Linked DNA regions of Homo sapiens: regions 2 and 3 are each linked to region 1. Evidence: chromatin loops called from intact Hi-C (ENCODE). Cell type or tissue: endothelial cell of umbilical vein. All regions are shown on one strand. Links, peaks and the distances in the headings refer to the core of each region. The heading gives the core; the rest is flanking DNA.

What was found. Peaks named below come from ENCODE experiments on the same cell type or tissue, not always from the same donor. Only the 100,000 strongest peaks of a DNase experiment are listed, where the experiment ranks them.
Region 2: a loop joins it to region 1, with 8 times the contacts of the local background. A loop is called at or near these places in 6 of 110 quality-filtered maps.
Region 3: a loop joins it to region 1, with 11 times the contacts of the local background. A loop is called at or near these places in 13 of 110 quality-filtered maps.

The regions. Positions count from the first base shown.
Region 1 is chr12:88,151,720-88,157,980 of GRCh38, forward strand. It overlaps TMTC3 (transmembrane O-mannosyltransferase targeting cadherins 3), which reads left to right. Exons shown (of 14, transcript NM_181783.4): 3 at 1,572-1,790; 4 at 2,569-2,668. Among named protein-coding and RNA genes, the nearest start is that of TMTC3, 13 kb to the left of the region's middle. In endothelial cell of umbilical vein, for the core only: no CTCF peak of the experiment used is centred there; a DNase peak (open chromatin) is centred at 2,432.
Region 2 is chr12:88,631,357-88,637,617 of GRCh38, forward strand. No RefSeq gene overlaps it. Among named protein-coding and RNA genes, the nearest start is that of KITLG, 54 kb to the left of the region's middle. In endothelial cell of umbilical vein, for the core only: no CTCF peak of the experiment used is centred there; a DNase peak (open chromatin) is centred at 2,885.
Region 3 is chr12:88,390,665-88,396,925 of GRCh38, forward strand. The region is part of intron 1 of LOC124902978 (a long non-coding RNA gene); the gene reads right to left. Among named protein-coding and RNA genes, the nearest start is that of KITLG, 190 kb to the right of the region's middle. In endothelial cell of umbilical vein, for the core only: a CTCF peak has its summit at 2,905 (motif pointing left); DNase peaks (open chromatin) are centred at 1,147 and 2,957.

The DNA of each region.
Region 1 (6,261 bases), core at 453-5,452:
GAATATATGTTCCATTGTAGCCACAGTGACATTTCAGGTACTCGAAGGGTTTCTAGAGTCCTTTTCTACTTTCTAGTACAAATCATGTCAGTTCAGTACAGTGCCTTAAAAATAGCTTTATATGCCTGAGATGAAATTTGAAGGATGTAAAGGAATTAGGCAAGCAGGAAAGAACATTCTAAGTAGATAGTACATTATGGAGTATATAGTCAGTACAGAGATACTAAAATGTTCCTAATTTCAAGATGAGAAAGATTTATTCTTTGTGTTTCCTAATGTTCCCTACTAAGGATGAACAGGCTTAAGTCTACTTGTGTGCCAGAAAGTTACAGCAAAATATGATAGGAAGTAGAAGAGCAAAGAAGCTGAATATGGATGCGTATATTAGTCTGTTTTGCGTTAGTATAAAGGAATACCTGGTAATTTATAAGGAAAATATGTTTATTTGGCATATGGATCTGCACACTGTACAAGCATGGCAACAGCGTCTTCTTGGCTTCTGGTGAGGCCTTGAAAGTTTTACTACCTGTAGAAGGTGAAGGGGGAGCAGGTGTATCACATGGTGAGAGGGGGAGCAAGAGGGAGGAGAGGAGGTTCCAGGCTCTTTTAAGCAACCAGCTTTCACATGAACTCATTACAGTGGGGAAGACACCAAACCATTCATAAAGGACCCAACCCCAATGACCCAAACATCTCCCACCAGGCCCAACCTTCAACATTTCAACCTCCTCATATTTCAGCATGAGATTTGGAGGGGACAAACATCCAAACTATGTCAATGCCCTTTGTATAAAACTACAAAAAATAACTTTATTAATATTTTATATATATTCGAACTGTGTGTTTTATTCTTAAATCTGGTTTGGTTTTGTGTTAGGGAAAGAAGTATTTCTGATTAAATGTAACTTATAATTTAAAAAGAGATTCAGTACTTTACATGAAATTTTATTTATTACCAAAGGAGAATACCACAAGAATGGTGTCTATTTGCATATTCTAAGAAAGTTTTTACTCTTGTATTACTCTCTGTAATTTGGGAATTCCTAGTTTAATATATTCAGATTTACACATTATGGAGATGTTTTTCATAAAACAGCTAGACAGTACCTTTTTGAGTCATCACTATTTTAATTGAACTGGTAAGCATTCTGTTCTTACATTTCCTTTTGAAGATCTAGCCAGTAGTTACATGAACTTTTGTATTGCTGATAGATATGGAGGCAGGCTTTGGAGAGAATCCTGTGCTCTAACTTGACCAATGCCGGCATTGTCTTTTTTTAAAATTGTTATATTGAAGAGGAATTAATTGTCAAATGTCCTTTTACTGTTAGTTCTCTGACCACTGTATATCCAGGAGGAAATTAACCTTGTTTGTGGCCTAAGGAAATAGAAAAACACAGATTATAAAACTGTATTTTATTTTTGTGTTACTCTTACGACATTTCATATTTTATTGTTATTTCTCAGTAAAATGTAGATATTAATATCTTTAATGGTAAATGCAGTGATGAGCTTTTGTACCCTGTTGGACCAAGGTACTTTAATAATCACTGATCGTTTTTTCCTTGTAGGAGAGAAGCCACAAGTCTTACCGTCCCTTAACAGTATTGACATTTCGCTTAAATTATTTGTTAAGTGAACTAAAACCAATGTCATATCATCTCCTGAATATGATTTTTCATGCTGTGGTTAGTGTGATATTTCTCAAAGTATGCAAACTTTTTCTGGACAACAAGAGTAGTGTGATTGCTTCTTTACTTTTTGCAGTGCACCCAATACACACAGAAGCAGTAAGTAAAACTATGAACTGACTTTTTTTCTTTTTCCTTTTTTACAAATCCTGCACAGTGATTATAATGGTATATATTTTTAAGAAAAAAAAAAATTAACCCTGACTTTAATCCAAATATTTGAAGACTCTTAAATTCGTACAGTTAATTCTTAACTTCCTAGTATGCAAAGTATAACTTCCTACTGTGTAAAATTTTTAAATTTAACATTTTTGAAACATAAACATTTTTCATTCAATAATATAAAATCTGTTTAGAAATATATACATGAATACAGTTCTTCGGTCACTTTTTTTAATGAACAAGATTTCTAAGGACTATTTAAAGTTTATTGTCTTTTTAAACTTTATTTTTCAGATTTATTATGAGATGTAACTTTTTGAATTTATGGTGCCTTTGTATATTAAGAACATTCGTATTTTAAGAAAATATGTAAGAAGTACTTAAGTTCTAGATATTCTACCATATTTACGTGGTTACCATTGGAGAAAGCTGGATAAAGAGTACGCAAGATCTCTCTTTACTAGTTTTGAAACTTCCTATAAGTCTTATTATTATTTCAAAATAAATTTAAAAAAGTATAAACTGTTAAGAGTCACTAATAAATGTCTATTTATGTAAGATTCACAAATTCACCACCTGAGGGCACCCAAAGAATGTTTAAGAAACAAATGTGCACTTGAAAAGTTACGGAAATTAAAGTATTTTTACCATTATATATAGTAATTTTTCAAGATATTCTTTATTAATATGAACCCCCTTCATTTTTCCTTTCTAGGTAACAGGAGTTGTTGGAAGAGCAGAACTTTTGTCATCTATCTTTTTTCTAGCAGCTTTTTTGTCATATACCAGATCAAAAGGACCAGACAATTCCATAAGTACATGTCTCACATTTGATTTTTTTTTAATAGTGCTAAAACTTGATTAAGGAATTTTTATTTACTCCAAGTGCTTCTTATAACACATTATATACCACATTTGGGATTTATCTTTATGTATTGTTTTACTTTAGCATATGTGAAAATATGAAATATGTAACATTGCTAGTATTTAGGAAGTTTGTGTATAATTTATATTTTTATCTTGAGCTAATAGATTTTATATGATCTAATTTTAAAAACCAAATAACCTTAGAATAGAAGAGTTTTAGAGTTAGTCCTAGTTCCATCTTCTGTTATCTATTAATGATATAGATTCCAGTATTTCAGTTGTCTTTGGATAAATAACACCTGGTAGACTGTCATATTGTTTAGGTAAGGTTAAAAGCCTCCTAGAATATAACTTTTATTGTGTGTTGATCATAGCTATTTATTGAGCTCCTACCTTGTGACCTACCCTGGAAAGTGCTTCGAATACATTAGCTCATTACTCTTAATGATTCCTGGCATTATCAGAAAACAAGTTCTAGGCAATAAAAATGATTTTTTTCAAGTGTGGGCACAGTGGGCACAAACCTTTAAGTTCTTGGGGAAGGGGCAGATTTTCTCACTGTAGTTCCAAGGTACTCATGACAAGAAGACTAGTTTTATGTGTGGAAACTGAGGTTCAAGAAACACATGATTTAGCCAAACATCTTAAGAGTGTTCTGGATTTGTAATAGTAGGTTTGCCTTTGCTGCTCTGCATAATGCCTTCTTAAAACAATTTGAGTGGCAGCATAGCATAGTACTTAAAAGCATGGACTAAAGAGTCTGGTTTCAAATTCTAGCTCCACTGTTTATTTACTAGTTCCATTCACCGTAACACATCAGGCAAATTAACCTCTCTGTGCTTAACATTTCTTTATCTGTTAAATGTGCATAATAATAGTCCCCTACCTGTGCAGTGCATCATGTAGTAGGAGGTACTTTTGTAACTAATATGGAATTGCAGACCAGTATCCTCTTTAAGTACCATCCTCACCAAAGCCTGAATGGTAAAGTTAGAAAATACTGTGGCCTACAGGATTATAATCAGGCTCTCAATTACCTGTCTAATCATATCTTCTGCCATTCTTGCCCTAGCTGTCTTCACTATAGCTAGATAGACCTTCTTGCTGTTCCCAAACAGGCAGAGCACCCACCTTTATACCTGCATTTCCCATTATTGAATTTTCTTCCCTTAGATCTTTATGTAGTAGTCTCATTTATACACTATTCTATATTATCAGGCCTCAGCTTAAGTATTTCTGTCTTAGAAAAGCCTTCCCTGTTCTAACTGAAATAGCTTTTCACCATATTATATCTTTTGTTCCAAATACTTGTACTTGGTGCTTTTTAATGATTTCTTATTCTTTACAATTCTAATATCTTGCTGTATTTCCTTAAGAATTACTTATTTGGGCTGGGTGCAGTGGTTCACGTCTGTAATCCCAGCACTTTGGGAGGCTGAGGTGGGCGGATCACATTGTCAGGAGTTTGAGACCAGCCTGGGCCATTGTGGTGAAATCCTGTCTCTACTAACAATACAAAAATTAGCCAGGCGTAGTGGCAGGCACCTGCAGTCCCACCTACCCGGAAGAATGAGGCAGGAGAATCGCTTGAACCTGGGAGGCGGAGGTAGCAGTGAGTCGAGATCACGCCACCGCACTCCAGCCTGGGAGACAGAATCCATCTCAAAACAAAAAAAAAGAATTATTTGAAATTCTTGGTCTGTCTCTTTAAGTAATTCTGATTTAGTAGTATATGTTATTATGTTTGTTCTCTCTGTTTTATGATTGTTGTATCCTTCAGATATTGAGTTGTTTTGGCTTGTGAGCTCAAGCACATGTTCTTCTAAAGTTATAAACTACTGTGCCTGTTAAAGGGAAAGGCCAGGGCCACTCTTTGTTCATCCTGTGAGTCTGAAGGGATGAAAGGAATTATAAACCAGGATATAAAGTTCCAGGTTCCGCAGAGCTGCTGTGGATCACTGTTGTTCCTACCAGTGCTACTAGGCACACTCTCTGTTTTCTTTAAGAGAATCAGCATTAAGAGGCCAGTCCACCATCCCTCTGCATTTAAATGGTAGCTCTGTAGAAGTTACTGCCTAGGAGTGATTGGTTGGTTTGTACCTTTTAAAAAATATCTACCTCTTACCCCATCAAGACTTCTGAAGTGCTCTGCTTTTACCTCTGGAACACCCACTAGCCATTGTAGCTGTGGATTTCTGCAGTAACAGAGTAGAGAGTGATCTACCCAAAGCAGTCAGGAGAGGATAAAACAAAAGTTAAAAAAAAAAATTCCCACTCTTGTCTTCTGCCTTAAATGTAATCCCTCATAACACTCACAGAACCACACATGCTTAAAATAACCTCGAAATGCTAAGGTTTTGTGTGTGTGTGTGTTTTTTTTTTTTTTTTTACAAAAAGTGTCTTAGAAACTATTTTTCCCTCTTACTTACCTTTTTCTAGGGTTGATTTTTGGGGAAAGGACCAACAGGTCAAGCTAGTTCACCATTTGAGCGAAACAAAAACAGAGTAATGTTGTTTTCTATACCTTTAACTTGCATTTCTGAAAATACTCATTTCTAACCTGAAAATACATAGTTTACATTTTTCTTTTGTTTATTGCTTTCTCACAATAGAACGTGACCTTCCTTAGGGTAGGTAACTTTTTCTCCATTTTTTGATCTTCATTTCCTAAAATGATTCCTAGTTTACAGTAGGTGTTTAGTATGAGTATATTGAAGAAATAAGTAAGTGAATGAATGTAATGTATTTTAAATTCTAATTGAAAAAATACTGAAATCTACCTTGGACCTCTCTTTATCCTCTTAACCACTGTGATACTTTGTACTCTTAGTAATTTTACCCTTGAAGCCACAGTTTCCACATCATCTTTGTATTCCCTATTGTATCTAGTATACACTGGCCTGTGCAAAGGTTTTCAAGTTGTAATTCTTTATATTCATTTTAACTTCTATATTCATGTCCCATACCCCTTTTGTAAATATGGTGATCCAATTTCAGGGCTTTACACTTGATTTTTTATTACTTTGGGTTTCTGCTTAAATATCCACTTAAATGTCATCAATATCACTACTCATCTTTCCCAGTGGTACTATTTTTATTTCCCTTCATCCTCTTTTTTTCTCTATAACACTTAAACGTTGTCACCATTTGACAGAGTATATTATTACTTGTCTCTCTTCCCTATACCCTTGAAATGTAGTAGATACTTAAAATAACTGTTTGAATAAGTGATTGCTGAAGATGTGTTTCTTTTACACATGTAGAGTCAGTTTAGAAGCCTGTATTTTGAAATGGGAATAGATTTAAGTGTCCTTAACTTATTTACCAGGTGTACTTGTTTTGGACAAAATCACATGTAACTTTTAACCACAGTGATCTGATTGTAAAATCAAAGTGTTTATATAGTAATATAGTCACTAGAGGCTGAAGAACTGAAGTGATTGGTTTCAGTAAGACATTTGCATTTATTACTCTTAGTTGAGATGGAATTCAAGTTTGTAAAAGGTAACCATTTGCTTGTTCTTCCTTGAAGTAGAAATAC
Region 2 (6,261 bases), core at 631-5,630, 480 kb after region 1:
TATGCAGATATTTTTGTTGTTTTAGCCAAATAAAATGTACATCTAAAAATATAATAAATGTGAATACCTACAATACACCAATAATGTGCTTAGGACCTGTAACACATGGTCTTAAGGAAAAATAAGTCTGTAGACAAGGAATTATAGCATTATTGGTTAGGTACTGTAAAAGAAATATGCACAAAATATCAGAGACTCATAAATTATGAAGAACTAAATTCTAGTCAGGAGGGATGAGATATCTAAGAAAGACTACAGAGGACAGAGGACAGTTGTCAAAGACTCTGGGAGGATAAGGGGAAGAAGAATGTTCTAGTTAAAGGCAACATCATGCGTATAGTGAGTGTGAGGCAGGGTAAGAAGTCCCATGGGGCAGGAGATGAGATTCAGAATGAGGGTTGGACCACATTGATAAGGGCCCGGCGTACCACTTAACCTGAAAAGGAAATGGCTAGGGGCATGTACTAGAAAGATCACTTTGGTAACAATGAAAGGGAATTGACTCTTTCCAGAAAACAGTAATGACAGGAATATCAGTTACTAGTCAATAGGCAGTATAAGAGCCTTGACTGTGGTGACAGGCAAGACAGGTGGGATGCAAGAACTGTTTGAAGACAGTGGACTTGACAAAATATAGTGACCAATGCGGAAGCAAGAAAGGAGGAGCCATAATGAAAAAGGAAGAGTGGCAAATAATTCATTTTTTATTTTGAGAAATACAATGAATAGCATTATTAACTAACAGTATTAATACTAATATAAAACTATATAATATATAACTATATTACATATATTACATATATCAAATTATATAAACTAACATTAAATAATAGTAATTTTAATTTATTATTATTATTTTTAAAGGTGGGGTTTTACTATGTTGCCCAGGCTGGTCTCCAATTCCTGGCCTCAAGCAATCCTTCTGCCTTCGCCTCCCAAAGTTCTGGGATTATAGGTGTGAGCCACCCCACATAATACTAGTATTAGTCAGTATTAGTATTAGTCAGTATTATTAACTAATCTAAGAAAGATGGAAAGATACATTTTGGAAGAATCAAAAATAGTCGGTTTTGGAAAAAGAAACATTTTATTGGGAAGGGCATGGACACAGTTTCAATCTTGGCTCTCTGCTTTATTACTTATCAGCTATGAGAAACTTGGGCAAGCTCTTTAACCTCTTGGATTTTCCTTTTCTTCTTTTAAAACAGGGAAAATTATATTTACTTTGTATATTTGTTGAAAGGATTAAATGACAAAATGTATGCAAAGTGACCAGCACTTTCCTGAAGTATCAGAAGCACTCAGTAAATGTTATTTTCACTTCTAACTTCTCCCTCTTTTGAATTTGAGAAGCAGTAAAGATCCAAGATGTCCATTCAGACAGTAGAGTTGGTGAAAAAAAAAAAAAAGGAAAACTCAGTCAAAGGAGGGACTCAACCAAAAGGTTCCAGATAATTTTTCAAAATTAGGGCATAATTGATTCAAAGTTCTAAATATACATAAATTCTTCTTTGGGATCATATTTAAATGTAAAATTATAGCATCCAATAAGTGTTTAGTGTGACCAAGTCCAGAGAAAGGTAATTTGACTATAATTACTACTCTCATTATTACTTTATCTGTAGTTAGGATTTTTAAATCTTGATCTCTGTAGCTACTTTAGAAATATATACAGAACAGCTTATTTCTGTGGGTGTATGTGTCCAGTTAAGGCAAAATTCATCTAAGGAGTGTTAAAGAAACCAGAGCCACTAATATTAGCCAGAGTAGGAAATGGATTCTAGAAAGTAAATGTGTTCTAAGAGGAGCACATCCAAGATGAGATATAGTTGTGATTGTTTTCTGTTGTGGTAAGATACTGGAACGGAGGAAGGAGGGGATGATAGCATAACCAATATCCAACTGGAAGTTGATAGTGATTTGCAGAGTGAATAAATAGACATGTTTTATTGAGCATTTTGAAATAAGTATATTTTGGACCATACTGTTCTTCTAAGTCATTATTCACTTATGATTTTTTATGTTACAAATTCAAAAAATAATTTTTTCCCATAGAATGTCTGAATATTCTACAGATGACTCAATGCCAGGTTAAATCGGAATAAAGATTTGAAAAACTTTTACCCTTTTTTCTCTTTACTTCCTACCACAAGAGGGCATATATCTCATCTTCTCTTAGAAATTAACAGAAGATATGTAGAATGTGGGTTATTTTCAATCTATTCAGTTGTCTATTCTTTCCTGAGATCTGATTGACAGAAAAGAAGATTCCCTACCACCTCATGGTTGCCTTCAGAAGGAAAAAGTTCTATTTCTAAAAATTCACATTTAGTATAATAAATTTACCTAGTACCATCTAGAGATTTTTTTTCAACCTGTATCAACCCTCTGTATCAAGCAAAGAAGATGAAAAAGATGCCTTTACCATCTCTTCTATCAAATACTTTAGTATCATGTAGTGGTAAACCACCTAAGCGTCAGGCAATGCTGTCTTTCTACTATTCTGCAGTTTGATCAATAAAATGATGTTCACTCTTCCCATAGAGCATCAAGGTTTCACCTGTTATGAGAAAACGGGATCATAACCTTCCCTCCAAACTGGGAAGGAGCTGAGAGACCAAAGAATGGTGCAGACAAGTCCAGCTTGGCAAGTAGGTGAATTTATTAGGACTTACATGTGGGGCACCCCCAGGTGGTAGCAGGACAGCTCTGAAGATCTGCCCCATTTCTCATCTCTAAGCTGCTTTTAAGCAATTTTCTGGCTCTTTGCCTACTGTATATGTATGTGCAATTAAACTGTTTTCCTTGGTATGTTCCCAGCTATGCTCTGGGATGTTTGGGTTCTCAGGGACAGCTGCTGTTTGGCTGGGCACCGTGGCCTTGGCTCACCTCCCAGTATCATGGCCTTGCTCACTTCCCAATATTCAAGGTTCAAGCAGCAGATATACACCCTTAAGTAACCTGGTGGGGGACCCATAACACTGCAATCTACCTTATACCTTAGCTCTTATATTCTTTCTATCAATCTTGTACAAGAGTCCCTGAGTTGGGTGTGAGGGGAAGAAGTATACAGCCCTATAAGGTATAGCCATGGCTTGTGCATACAGGAAACATCTACAGTATACACAACAGAATAAAAACCAGAAGCTAATGACAATTATGATACCTATTAGCAAAACATAACTGCAGTGAGTAGGTAAGGTGTATAACCAATTTGCGAGTGAGTCAAAGAAACCTAATTGGGCTATATCATGGGTTTGAATTGACAAATGATTTAAAGCATTTGTGACATTACTTTCTTCATCAGGGACATAGGTGCAACAGGTAGCACCTATAAGGGTGCATGTTGTTGGGTCTCTGTCATGTTGGCAATTGATCCAGGTCGATGCAATCTCCAATGAGTCTGGGTTGCATTATCTGTGCTGTTGAACAAGCCACTCTAGTTTTATTGTGAGAAAGGCAGAATTTTCCAACGCATACCATTACCATCTGACAGGGTAGGTATTCACATTCCCAACAATCGGACTGGTTGCTGACTGCAGCTGTAGTTGCAGCCCAGTACAGGAAGACATTACCAGCTGCCATGGGTAGCAGGAACAGCAGCCTATGGGCATAAACACAGGTGTTTAATAGGGCCCTTCGTGGATGTATCCACTCATTGTAGCATTACTATTGTTGTATTTCTTCCCATTGGTCCTATTAGGAGGCTGACACAGGCTTCAGGCCTGGCTTACAGTACCACACACAGGCAGAGCCTCCCCAGTGATGAATATTACCCACTAGCATTGTACATTTGTTAGAACTGATGAACCTACATTGACACATCATTATCATCTAAAGTCCATAGTTTACATTAGGGTTCACTTTTGGTGTGATATATTTTATGTCTCTGGACAAATGTATAATGACATGTATCCACTCTTATAGTATTAGACTGAGTAGTTCACTGTTCTAAAAATCCTGTGCTCCACCTATTCATTCCTCCCTTCCATACTAAACCATGGCAAGTACTGATCCTTGGACTCCATAGCTTTGCCTCTTCCAGGACGTCATATACTTGGAATTTTATGGTATGTAATATGTTCAGATTGGCTTTTTCACTAAATAATATACATTTATGCTTCCTCCATGTCTTTTCATGGCTTGATAACACATTTCTTTTTAGTGCCGTGTTATATTATACTGTCTGATGTACCAGTTCATTCATTCATACACTGAACAAGTTTTGGCAATCATGAATAAGACTGCTATAAACAACCATGTGCAGGTTTTTATGTGAACATAACTTTTCAATTCCTTTGGGTAAATATCAGGGAACAAAATTGTTGGATTGTATGCTGCGAGTATGTTTTAATTTTGTAAGAAACTAACAAACTGTCTTAAAAAGTGGATGTATCATTTTGCATTCCCATCAGCAATGAATGAGAGCTCCTGTTGCTTCACAATTTCATCAGCATTTGGTAGTGTCAGTGTTCTGATTTTGACCATCCTAATAGGTCTGTAAGTGCAGCTAGAATCTTTTTTTTTTGCATTTGGATGTCCAGTTGCTCCAGAACCATTTCTTGAAAAACACTATCTTTCTCTTTTGTATTGCCTTTGTTCATTTGTCAAAGATCAGTTGACCATATTTATGTGGGTCTGTTGCTGGGTTTTCTGTTCTATTCTCTTGATCTATTTGTTTATTCTTTCATGAGTACCACACTGTCTTTGTTACTGTAATTTTACAGTAAGTCTTGAAGTTGGGTAGTGTTAGTCCTCCAACTTTGTTCTTTTCCTTCACTTTTATGTTTGCTGTTCTGGATCTTTTGCCTCTCCCTATACATTTTAGAAGCAGTTTGTCAATAGCCACAAAATAGCTTGCTGAGATTTTGATTATGGTTATATTAAATCTACAGTTTTAGAAGATTTTGTTGCTTCTTTTGGATTTTATGCATAGACAGCCATGTTATATGCAAAAACAGTTTTATTTCTTCTTTCCCAATCTGTGTACATTTTAATTTCTTTGCATGTCTTATTGCATTAACAAGAACTTCCAGTATAATTTTGAAAAGTAGTGGTGAAAGGGAACATTCTTGCATGCTTCCTGATCTTGGAAAAACTTAGAGTTTCTCACCATTAAGTATAATGCTAGCTGTAAGTTTTTTTAGGTGCTCTTTACCAAGTTGAGAAAGTTCTCCTCTCTTCCTAGTTTGCTGACAGTTTTTATCATGAATGAATGTTAGATTTTGTCAAGCACATTTTCTGTGTTTAATAATATTATCATATTCTTTTTACTTCTTTAGATTGTTGATATGATAGGTTATATTAATTAATTTTCAAATGTCAATCCAGTCCAGTCGTGAATACCTGCAGTAAATCCACTTGGTCATGGTGTATAATTTTTAAAATTGTTTTTGGTTTTAATTTCTTAATATTTTATTGAGAATATTTATATCCATGTTCATGAGAGATATTTCAATGCTGTTTTCCTTTCTTGTAATGCCCTTATCTAGTTTTGATATGATAATATTGGTCTTAAGAAATGAGTAAGGAAGTGTTTCACCTGCTTCTCTTTTTTTTTGAAGAGATTGTAGAGAATTTGTATATTTTCTTCCTTAAATGTTTGGTAGAACTTACCAGAGAAATCAGCCTTGCTTTATTTTTTTGCAGTGTTATTGATTATTATTTTAACACCTTTAATAAGTATACGTCTATTCAAGTTATCTATTTCTAATACAAAACTCTATTTTGTAGTTTATTCCTTTCAAGGAATTGATGAACTTCAACTAAGTTATCAAAGAACCTTCAACCTGTTTATAATATTTTTTATTATCATTTTCATGTTCATGGAATCAGTAGTGATGACCTTTCTTTCATTTCTGATATTTTATTTGTGTCTTTCCTATTGTATTCTTGGCTAGCCTAGCCAGAGGTTTATTAATTCTATTGATCTTTTCAACAAACCAGCTTATATTTTTGTTTTCTCTAGTGAATTCCTATTTTTAATGTCATTGATTTCAGTTCTAATTTTTATTATTTCTCTTCTTTTACTTGCCTTAGGTTTGCATTGCTCTCCTTTCTCTATTTTCCTAAGCTTGGATGATCAATTTTAGGTATTTCTTATTTTTCAATACATGTTATCAGCGTTGTGAATTTCCCTTTATGCACTAGTTTTGCTGGCTCCAACAAATTTTGATAAGTAGTATTTTTATTTACATTTAGTTCAAAATATTCTAAAGTTTTACTAAGACTTCTTCCTTGATCCATTAATTTCATTTTTGA
Region 3 (6,261 bases), core at 884-5,883, 240 kb after region 1:
GGGGCTTGCAGGGAGGAACCAAGAGTGACACTGGGGAACAATTTCTCTCTCTGCTACAGGAGGCATCCCAGTTGTGGCTGTACGTTCACCATGATGCCAGCTGCTGCCCCATAACCACTCTCTCTGTGAATCTCTGTTTCTGTCAAACTAATTAGCTTCTAGTATCCAATAATATTACCTTCTCCCAATGTATTCATGGGTATGAGTGGCTTCTTGCTATTGTTATCTTGTTTACCTCACTAGTTTCACTGCCCTCAATCTGGAAGATAAACATCTGGCAAAATAGGGTTCTTAAAAAGCACTGTTTTACAGAATACTTCGGCATCCTCCTGTTGCCGACCTTGGATCTGAGTCACTTGAAGGAAAGTCTGTTCTCTCTCTGTTCTCTAGCTTTCTAGTAATTTTCTTTCAAATTGTCTCTTGGAATTGGCTTTTCTAAGCCCAGCATTCTTGCTCTTCTGATAACAAATTCCCTCCCTCTTTTCTTTTACAAGACGTTCCTTCTCTCCCTAGTAGTGACCCAAATTGAAGGTATGGCATGAAACCTAACCTTGACCAACCAGAATCCTTTTCCAGGAACTGCTAGGGATGCAGAGGAGAGAGCAATCACCATTTGCCTTTGCCATCCTGTATGTACCGGGGTCTATTTTGTAAAAAGAGCCTGTGAATGGGGCCAACACCAATGGAGGCTGACCTAAAAAATGCCTGATAACATTTTTTATACTAAACTCCTGGATAAATTTGGAAGAGAACAATATTAATACAAAGTACAACCCAACTCATAAAACTCTCAAGTTGTAAAAGTCTTTTCTGACTGATTGAAAGGAAGTTTTGAGTAGAGTGGGAGGAAGGGATGAGTAGGGGGTTGTTGGAGATAAAGTTAATTTGGGTCACAGATATAAAGAATGAGAACACATCTTAGTGTCTGGATGGTTGCTGAAGATGGAGGGAACTTGGAAAACTGAAACCCAGCATATGTTGATTTATCTCCACATTTTCATTTCTGAGTTTCTGGCTCTTTCTGACACTTATGATGTCTGTGGCATCTATTCTTTTTATTACATTGTTACAAGTCTTTCCTAACCCTTTGAAGTCAGAACGCTTTGCTTTCACTACCACTTCATGCTGACATCTGTGACTAAGCTCCCTGGCTGCTTGGGGATTTTTTTTAACCAGATGTCATAAATTACAGAAATGGAGGTTGCCAAAGATTAAACTGATTATCAAACAAATAATGAAACACATTATTTGTGTTAGGAAATAAAATATATCTTAAATGTCTATGAAAGAATTGTTGAAAATGACATCTAAAAATCATCCCTGTTTTTCTTAATTTTTGAATGTGTTGCCTTAGGAGATGTTTTCTTTAACAACAGAGTCATATGGTTTAATGACATTGAACAATTTTTTTTTTTTTTTTTTTTTTTGAGACAGAGTCTCGCTCTGTCACCCAGGCTGGAGTGCAGTGGCGCTATCTCGGCTCACTGCAAGCTCTGCCTCCCGGGTTCACGCCATTCTCCTGCCTCAGCCTCCCGAGTAGCTGGGACTACAGAAGCCTGTCACCATGCCCGGCTAATTTTTTGTATTTTTAGTAGAGACATGTTAGCCAGGATGGTCTTGATCTCCTGACCTCGTGATCCACCCGCCTTGGCCTCCCAGAGTGCTGGGATTACAGGCGTGAGCCACCACGCCCGGCCGTCATTGAACAATTTACTCCATACCATGAACAGATAAATTTCTGACAGAATCTCAGCATCAACTGGAAATTCAGATCAGTAATTTTGTTTTCCAGGTTGCATAAACTTAAGTTAGGCTAGAAACATTCTTGTTCAGGTGCTCTCAGTATTCAGTACTGGGCTGGTCACCTATTATGCTTTAATTTTCTGTATGAATCCCTCATAAACTGTCATCTTTGTCCTAGACATAGTCAGAAAAGTAACATTTGTGCCACCAATAGAGTTCTATTTGAATCAACTAGGACTTTTAAAAGTTTCAGCCACTATTCTGCCCGGAGAATATCAGCTGTTATGTCTTCCCATCCTAGAACCCCTGCAAACATTCCCTAGAGCCCACTTTGACTGTGGCAACCACAGGAGACTGGCAAGACTGGGGAGCTGAGGTATCCCCAAAGATCTGGCTCTTAGCATGAGCTACCCATAGGGCAAGGGGCAATGCAGCCTGCCAAAGTGCCCCTTAGGACAAAGGAAACCTGATTGTGTGTTCTCCCCATCTGATAGCCCTCTCATGCTTGTGAGCAGAAGGTAACTGTGCCCATCCCAGTGAAGATGAGGGCATAGTGCTGATCTCTGAAAGGGAGGAATGTTGTTCTACTTCAGTAGACAGGCAGCACCAGTGGCCAGGAACAGATGTGAAGGTGGGGGGTCTTCTCTTGTCCCCCCATCCACTGCTGTGGATGCAGCCACAGGTTTTCCTACTGGGTATTGGAGTGGGTATACCTGGAGATAGCTTCTCCAGGACTATGTGGGGTTACTAAACCCCTACTGAAAGTGTGCCCACGAGCCCAGGCTTGCACAAAGGGCAGGATTCAACATCCTCTTCCTATGTGGAGTAATGGCATCCCTACAGCTGAATGCTGGCCAGCCACAGAGTTGTTTGGGGCTGAGGGAAGAGGTTCCACTCCAGGCCAATTCAGGGTAGCCACAGGATGTGCATTTTCTGCAGAATTCAGTTCCATTTAGCCTGGAGATAAAGGGCAGGGTCTATCTGAACTGAAGGCTGCAAGCTCTGGGACAGTGGTGTGATAGGGAATTGGATGGGGAACTGATACAGCCCCCTCCTTGCCACCTCTGAGGATACCTCAGAGCATTGTACCATGTGCTCTCTCAACCACCCCAGTCAGGGTAGGTGCTTCCACTGATCATTGGGGTATCTGGGAATGAGCCAGCTCTTACTTGTAAGTGCCACCTACAGGACTGAAAGTTGAACTGCATAATCAAAAAAAAAAAAACCCCACTTACAGAAAGGCATAGTGCTAGGGAATGAGATACGCTTCCTGAGATCTCAGCTCTTAGCCCCACAGAAAATAGTGAGCCAGTTCATATACCCAATGCATTGTTACAACAATCAGCACTTGAGAAAGCCACCACACATAGAAAAGCTATCTATAACCAAGGAATTTATACCAGAACCTTGGCCCCTTGAAAGCATCCAGAATTGAAACCAAGTGATCATATACAACATACATTACAGTCACACCTCAAGGGGAAAAATAAATAAAAATTCCCATCCAAACAAAAGAAAATTCAAAAATAAGAAGAGCAAGCTTCTCCAGATGAGAAATAATCATCATAGAACTCCTGCAGTACAAACAAACAAACAAACAAACAAACAAAAAACAACATTTCAACATCCCCAAAGGATCACATTAGATGTCTAGCAATGGATCCTAATCAAAAATGAGTTTGGATCCTAATCAAAATAAAAACTCTGAAATAAGAGAAAAAGTTCAAAATATGGATTGTAGGAAATCTCAATGAGTTCCAAGAAAAAGTTGAAAATCAACACAAAAAATCAGGAAAACAATTCAGGATATGAATGAAAAATTTACTAAAGACATGGATAGTTTTTTTAAAAAAACAGAACTTTGGGAAATAAAAAAATTATTGATGATATTACAAAAAATAGTTGGAAGCTTTATGAGTAGACTAAACTGAGCAGAAGAGTTTCAGAACTTGAAGACTGGTCATTCAAATTAGCCCAGTCAGACGAAAATAAAGATAAAGAAATGTTTAATAATGAACAAAGCCTTCAAGAAATATGGAATTATGTAAAACAACCAAATCTATGAGTAAAAGGCATTTCTGAGGGAGAAGAAAAAGTAAAAACTTTGGAAAACATATTTGACAGAATAATTCAAGAAAACTCTCCTGGCCTAGCTAGAGAACTAGACATTAAGATACAAAAGCTCAAAGAATACTTGGAAGATTCTCTGCAGGAAGAATCTCATGAAGGCATATAGCCATCAGACTATCCAAAGTCAAGATGAAAGAAAAAAAAAATCCTAAAAGCAGCTAGAGGGGAGCCTCTAATAATCTATAAAGGAAATCTCATTAGACTAACAGTGGACTTCTCAGCAGAAGCTTTATAAGGCAGAAGAGATTGAGGGCCTATTTTCAGCCTTCTCAAAGAAAAAAAAATGCCAGTCAAGAATTTATATAGTGCCAAACTAAGCTTCATAAATGAAGGAGAAATAAAGTCTTTCTCAGACAAGCAAATGCTAAGGCAAATTCATCACCACTAGACCAGCCCTACAAGAAAAGCTCAAAAGAGTTCTAAACATGGAAATGAAAGGACAATGATTTCCATAATAAAAGCACATGTAAGTACAAAGTTTACAGATCCTATAAAGGAATTACACATTGAGATTACAAAGCCAACTAGGTAACAACATTATGACAGGAAGAAAACCTTACATATTAATATGAATCTTAAACATAAAAGACTTAAATTTTCCACTTAAAGATATAGATAGGTCAATTGTATTTAAAAAAACAAGATACAACTGCTTGCTGTCCACAAGAAACCCGCAAAATAAGTGAAGGCCCATAAACTCAAAATGAAGGGGTGGACAAAGATATACCATGTAAACAGAAAACAAACAAACAGAAAAAAGCAGGAGTAGCTATAGTTATAACAGTTAAAACAGACTTTAAATAATCAATAGTGAAATAAAGCAAAGAAAGTTGTTACGTAATGATAAAGAGTTCAATTCAACAAGAAGATATAATTATTCTAAATATGTATGAGCCAACCACCAGAGCACTCAGATTTATAAAACAAACACTACTAGACCTGAGAAAAGAGATGGAGAGAAATAAAATAGTATTAGGGGACTTCAACACCTCAGTGGTAGCACTAGACAGATGACTGAGGCAGAAAATCAACAAACTCTGGACTTCAACGGGACTCTAGATCAAATGGACCTAATAGACAGTTACAGAACATTGCACCCAACAACCACAGAATATACATTTTTCTATTACTTCCCAGCCTTTTGGCTAAGATCAAGTACAGTATTTGTTCTTATCAGAATATACATTTTTCTTATCCATGTGTGAAATATTCTCCACAATAATCTATATGCTTAGTCATAATACAAGCCTCAATAAATTCAAAAAATAAAAATTATTTGAAGTATCTTGGATGACATCAGAATAAAATTAAAACTATACAAATACATGGAAATTAAGCAACTTGCTCCTGAATAAGCTTTGGGTAAATGATGAGATTTAGGTAGAAATAAAAAAAAATTGATATGAGTGAAAATAGAGACACAATATACCAAAACCTATAGGATACAGCAAAAGCAGTGCTATGAGAAAAGTTTATAGCATTGAATGCCTACATCAAAAAAGATTAAAAGGATGTCAAATTTACAACCTAATGTCATACCTCAAGGAACTAGAGAAACAAGAACAAACAAAACTTAAAGCTAGCAGAAGGAATGAGAAAATAAGGATGCAATGAATCATTAAATTAAAAAATTAGTTCTTTGAAAATTTAAACAAAGAACATGTAAAGAAAAGCAATCAGTAATCTTAAAAAATCTTCCAACAACAAAAGATCCAGAAGCAGAGAGATTCACAGTCAAACCTTACCAGACAAACAAAGATGAGCTGGTACCAATCTTACTAAAACTATTCTAAAAACAAAACAAAAAAAATTTGAGGAGAAAGGATTGCTCTCTAACTCATCTACAAAACCACTATCACCCTGGTACCAAAATCAGGAAAAGACACAACAAAAAAGGAAAACTACAGGCCAATATCCCTGATGAGCATAGATGCAAAAGTCCTTAACAAAATACTAGCAAACTGAATCCAACATCACATAAATAAGATAACATATCATGATCAAGCCAGTATTATTATAGGGATGCAAAGGTGGTTCAATATACAAAAATCAATAAATGTGTAAAAAAATCAATATGTGTAAATTCACGTAAACAGAATTAAAAACAGAAAACATGATCTTCTTAGTAGAGGCAGAAAAATCATTCAATAGAATATTTTCTTTATGATAAAAACCTGCAACCAACTAGGCATCAACAGAACATACCTCAAAGTAATCAGAGCCATCTATGACAAACCTATAGCCAACATCTTACTGAAAGTGGAAAGGTTGCATGCATTCTCCCTAAGAACTGGAATAAGGCAAGGATGTCAACTCTCACCACTCCTATTCAGCATGGTACCAGAAGTTCTTGCCAGAGCAATCAGAGAAGTGAGAGAAATAAAAAGC